2 separate regions of the Homo sapiens genome follow, and region 1 is linked to region 2. A link is a loop called in an ENCODE intact Hi-C map of the cell type or tissue named here. Cell type or tissue: gastrocnemius medialis. All regions are shown on one strand. Each heading gives the region's core, and the rest is flanking DNA. Links, peaks and the distances in the headings are about the cores only.

Region 1 (2,802 bases), core at 275-2,774, 1.2 Mb before region 2:
ATTAACTAGTAGCCAGGCACAGTTATTACTATTGTCAAGGCCAGCTTCATGGGTGCTGGAACCATGCAGTCTCGTAGGACCCAGCACTCAGAAGGGCCCTGCGTCTGGGTTAATGCTCTGTTGTCCCCATCTTAAAATTCTTAATGATTTTAAAGAAGGGGTCCACATTTTCATTTTGCACTGGGTCTCACGAATTATGAAGCATGTCCTAGTCTGTATCATTGTTTACCATTTATTATTTAAAATACTTATTTATATTACAAAATGTTTAATGATCACTTATTATTATCAAATTGCATCTCTGCTTCTTATTAGCTGGACGACCTTGAGTGAGGTACTTGCATGATCTCCATGTCAGTTTCCTCATATGTAAAACAGGAGCCGTAACTACTTCTCCATGAGGTTGTTGTGTGAAGGTTTAAACAATACAACAGGCTGGGTGCAGTGGCTCACCCCTGTAATCCCAGCACTTTGGGAGGCCAAGGCAGGGGGATCACCTGAGGTCAGGAGCTCAAGACTAGCCTGGCCAAAATGGTGAAATCCCGTCTCTACTAAAACAAAAAGTTAGCTGGGCATGGTGGCACATGCCTGTAGTCACAGCTACTGAGGAGGCTGAGGCAGGAGAATTGCTTGAATCCAGGAGGCAGAGGTTACAGTGAGCCAAGATTGCGCCATTGTACCCCAGCCTGGGTGACAAGAGCGGAATTCCGTCTCAAAAAATAAATAAATAAGTAACATAACATACCTCAAGTACCTCAAGTGCTAGGAATGGTGCCTGGGACTTAGTAAGCACTCCAAAAATATTAACTATCTTTATTATTATTATATTTATTTTATTTTTTTTTGACACAGTGTCTCATTCTGTTGCATAGCCTGGAGTGCAGTAGCGTGATCATGGCTCACTGCAGCCTCGACCTCCCGGGCTCAAGCGATCCTCCCACCTTAGCCTCTCAAGTAGTTGGGACTATAGGCATGTGCCACCATGTCCAGCTAATTTTTGTATTTTTCTTTTTTGTAGAGATGGGGTTTCACCATGTTGCCCAGGCTGGTCTTGAACTCCTGGCTCCAGCAATCTGCCCACCTTGGCCTTACTGTTATTATTTTTATTAGCTTTATGGAAAAAAGTCAACTTTGGGCTTGATTCTTCCAGTGCACATTTTGGGGTGGGATTAATAAAGTCATCAGTGGTTCTGGAACTTATTTGAGCCAGAGATGACTTGGAGAATCTGAGACTATGTGAGAAAATGCCTCCCAGAAAAACACAGATAGTCTTGCACGTATGTTCACATCACGCCTGAAGTTTCAGGGTATTTATGGGTCTCTGAGGCCAACGCAGGGGCCCCAGGACCAAGAACCTCAGAAAATAACAAGCACTAAGGACTCTAGGAGGTCCAGAGTCCGCGAGTGTCTCGGTGGGAACAGCCAGCCAGCCACGCAACAGGCACATAACTCTTTCAGGGCTGGGGCATGTGCGGATGCTTTAAGTCAGCAGCTGTTTTTAGCTTTGCTATATATGGCCAGGGGAGGAATGAGGGCTATAGGAGGGGGAGGGGTGCCAAGCAGCTTACAACAGGGTTTGGGAGGCCAGAGCTCCTGCACCAGCCCCACCTTCCCCTTCCCATGCGAGAGCTGGAGAGCTTATCCTCAGACCAAAGAGAAAGCCTAGAGGACAGGGAGGGGTCGGCGAGATGGGAATGACAGGGCTTTGAAGAAGACGCCAAGTCAAGTCACCTTAGAACAATGAGTGTCAAACTTTTTGGACCATGACTTGCAGTAAGAAACACACTTTACATTGCAAAACACACATACATGCAGACACTTTTAAACACACACGAACTCTCACACATTGTGTGTGTGCATATATATGTGTATCTCGCCAACTGAATAAATCTTTCAGAAAATAATACTTTATCTTATTCTCTGTGAAATACTCCGATACTTTTCTATTCTGTTCTGTTCTTTCCTTTTGAAAAATGCAGGTCGTGACCCACTGAATTGACTTCACCATCCACTAATGCGTTGTCCTCTCCAGTTTGGAAGACTGCTGTTTCCTTTGTAGCATTTGACTGCAAGAAAAGGAGGGCAGTGAAGAAGACTTCTGAACCTTTGAGGATAAAATGCAAGTTTCAGCTTTATCTCCTAGCTGGATGGCAAGTTTTGGACCTCCCAGCTTTTGCATGCTCTGTCCTCTCGTCCTGGAGTCTCCCTCCGCCCTCGTCACCTGGCTCACTCCTGCACATATGTCGGGGCTTGGCTTGCAGCTGACTTCAGGAAGCCTCCCTGAATGCCTGCGTCTGGTCAGCTGCCCACTCTGGCTTTGTTACTCCCCTGTCTGTCCCTGCCTAGCACCCAACACAGAACAGCAGGACAATTTCCTGTTAGATTTGCTGTGAAGACAGGGAGCGTTTCCCTTCTGCTTATTCCTACGCCGCAGGTGTAGCGCGGGGCTAGCTGCATCGGAGTCCCTAAATAAATATTTACTGGATGAATTAATAATAGGTAATAGTAATAAGAGCAACCACCATTTACTAAGTACTCATTCATCCCAGGAGAAGTCTTTTGAGAGATTAGGATAGGTCCATTTTATAGACAAGGAAATTAAGGTTTGGTGAGTTTAAATAATGTGGCAGGGCCAGGAGAATGACCCAGGGCTGCCTGACTCCCAGCCGTTCCTAATCACAGGATCTTATTTGTCCACATCCCCCTCAGTGATACCCACGTCGGGGCAAAGGGTGAGTGCAGATCCTTAACAAACCCTCAGGGGACTGATGACAGGTTGATTAAAGAGATTTTCCGAAGCAG
Region 2 (2,802 bases), core at 63-2,562:
AGGGGCTCTCAGGGATGGAATAGGTTAATCCATTACTTTTGTTTCCCCTTTTTTTGAGAAGGAAGAAGGGCACTCTAGGAAAAGTCCCACAAAAATCCAAGTCTCAAGGCATGGTCACCCTCCTGGCTGGTGAAGCCACCACTCCCTCCAGCTTTGTGCCTACGCCTGCCCAGCACACCTTCCGTACCCAGATCTCCAGAGCCAGACAGCTCAAAGTCATCAGATTCCTGCCCGGGCCCCACTACATCCTCATCGTCTGGTAGGGCTCCGGAGAAGTATCGGCCTTCTAGGAGGTCCTGGGGGTCGATGACCTCAGTCTCTCGGATCTAAGATAAAGAAAGGAGACACATCAGCCAACATCCCCAGTGCTCCATGACAGCTGATGCCCAAAAGCTAGTGAAGTGGGCATTCAGAAACTAGAAAGAGACCAGGCCAGGGCCTGGAGACCTGCGTCCTGGATCCCACTCTACCTCTAACTCACCGCGTGTCCTTAGGCAAGTCTCTTTCCATTCTGGGCAAATAAAAATAGTACATGAGGCTGGGCACAGTGGCTCACACCTGTAATCCCAACACTTTGGGAGGCGGAGGCAGGCAGATCACTTGAGGTCAGGAGTTCAAGACCAGCCTGGCCAACATGGTGAAACCCCGTCTCTACTAAAAATACAAAAATCAGCTGGGCGTGGTGGCTTACGCCTGTAGTCCCAGCTACTCGGGAGGCTGAGACAGGAGAATTGCTTGAACCCGGGAGGCGGAGGTTGCAATAAGCCAGGATCACGCCGTTGCACTCTAGCCTGAGCTACAGAGTGGGACCCCCGTCTCAAAAAAAATAAAAACAGTAAATGAGGTAATAATCAAATTATTAATATGGCTAGATATCCTTTACCGAGCACTTGCTATGTGCTGGGCCCTGTTTTAATAACTCTGGAGGCATGTTATTCACTTCTTTTTACAGCCGAGGGAGTCATTTTCTTTTGGTGACACAGCTGGCAGATGGAAGAGCGAGGATTGCATACGCAGGGCTGCCTGACTTCAGAGCCAGGAGTCTCCATGCACAGGGCCCTGGGATGCTACACTCCAGGGCTCTGTGATGCAGTGGCAGCTGATTCACACAGGACAGGGAGTGGGCTCCTGGTTCTGGTCTTGCCCAGTCCAGGATACTTTTCCCAGCTGAGTCAGTCTGGGCCGGGACAGACAGGGCTGCCTCACGCACACCCTAAGACAGCCTCAGGTCAGGGCGCTGCCCAGACCTGATGACTCAGGAGTGTACTCCTGGATTCAGTCTTGCCTTCCAAACATCTCCCACAGATCTACTCTGCTGCCAGCACCATGCAGACACCGAGAGGCACAATCCCTACCCTCACAGACCATCCACTCCAGTACCCATAATCATCACTCAGCCACTACCCTGTGGAGACACAGCTGATCAGGACAGAGTCTCAGGTCCACTCCCACCAAACCGCTTGCCAAAAGAAAGTGTCAAAGGTCCCGGGCAGCCCTACAGTACATCAGTTACCCTGCTCCCATCCTGTAGCTCCACCGAGTGGGAACAATGTACCCTCAAGAGCACAGGAAACATTTGGATGCCCATCACCCTTCCTCCAGCTTCTGGGCTCAGGCTTCTGTTTGCCCAGAGAACAGCAGCTCTGAGCAAAGTTCATTATTCTACTAATTAATTCAAACACTAAAGTGCCTAGTATTTGCCAGGAGAGTTGGGGTTTTTCATTAAGTTCAATACACCATGCCCCTCCCGCTGAAAGACATTCCCATCTTCTCCAGACGCCATAACTGCAGGAGCTGGGGGTCTGCTTAGAATCACAGAATGCCAGGACCCAAGGAGCTCCTGTCCTCCCGTTTCACACAACTTGAATCTGAGCCCGGAACAGGGCAGGGACTTGCCCAAGGTCACACAGAGCGTTCGCTACATAACTCAGGATAGAAAGAGGTCAGGTCTCTGTTTCGGACACCCCAGGCAGTCCTTCACTCAGCTGAGACTGCCATTGACAAAGGAGGGTGTCTGAGAAGGAACATCTGTCCCTAAGATAAGGTTATTATCATTGCAGGAGAGGCCCAGGAAAGCTGCTTCAGAGCCACTCCTGTACTCTCCCCACTGGGCTTCTGGGGAGAGGCAGGTGGAACCTGACCCTCATGCACCCTCTTCCACCCCCACAGAGGGAGAATGCTGGATTCCCGGAAGGGAGCGGGGTCAGGCCACAAGGAAGGCAGTGGCCAGGAATCACTCTCTCCCGGGGAGTGGGGAGAATGCTGAACGCTTGGCACCCGTGGGGGTGGAAAGCCAGAGAGGTTAAGTGCTGCTCAGAGATGACTTCATGACTCGGGAATCAGGAGCTGCCGGGCTGCTGGTGCTGGAATTCAAGCCCCCGCACATAGCCCGTGCCTGTGGCTTTGGTTTGGCAGAGCAGGAGGAAGGCTCCTCATGGCTGCCCAAGTGCCTATACCTAAGGGCAGGGTCCCTGTGCTCCTACCTCCATCTCCTGTGGCAAATCCCCCAAGAACCCAAGTGACAGGCCTTAACCAAGCACACAGCCTGTCTAGGTCCTTTTAATAGTCCCTTTTTGCAGAGATGGAAACAAGGGCTCAGAAAAGTAAAGTCACTTGTCCAAGGCCACACAAGCAGGAAGTAGCCACACTGGGCCAGAACCCAGGCTTCACTGACCTGGACATTTAACCACAAACACATAAACACACGCATGAACACATATGTACACGGGGTCACCAGCCTGCCCCAGGCTCCAAGGGAGCCCTGTTAAGTAGGGGGGTCAATCTAGCCGGGAGAAAGAAAGA

The links. Hi-C counts contacts between places; a loop is a spot of excess contacts. Peaks named below come from ENCODE experiments on the same cell type or tissue, not always from the same donor. Only the 100,000 strongest peaks of a DNase experiment are listed, where the experiment ranks them.
Region 1: it touches region 2 in a loop (5-fold over the local background); 2 of 110 quality-filtered maps call a loop at or near these places.

What each region holds. Positions count from the first base shown.
Region 1 is chr20:44,179,505-44,182,306 of GRCh38, forward strand. The region is part of intron 1 of JPH2 (junctophilin 2); the gene reads right to left. Among named protein-coding and RNA genes, the nearest start is that of JPH2, 6.3 kb to the right of the region's middle. RefSeq lists enhancers at 859-1,765, 2,672-2,802. In gastrocnemius medialis, for the core only: no CTCF peak of the experiment used is centred there; DNase peaks (open chromatin) are centred at 567, 1,487 and 2,267; H3K4me3 peaks cover 1,823 bases; H3K27ac peaks cover 2,500 bases.
Region 2 is chr20:45,335,595-45,338,396 of GRCh38, forward strand. It overlaps SDC4 (syndecan 4), which reads right to left. Exons shown (of 5, transcript NM_002999.4): 2 at 188-326. Among named protein-coding and RNA genes, the nearest start is that of SDC4, 11 kb to the right of the region's middle. In gastrocnemius medialis, for the core only: no CTCF peak of the experiment used is centred there; DNase peaks (open chromatin) are centred at 1,167, 1,827 and 2,351; H3K4me3 peaks cover 530 bases; H3K27ac peaks cover 2,500 bases.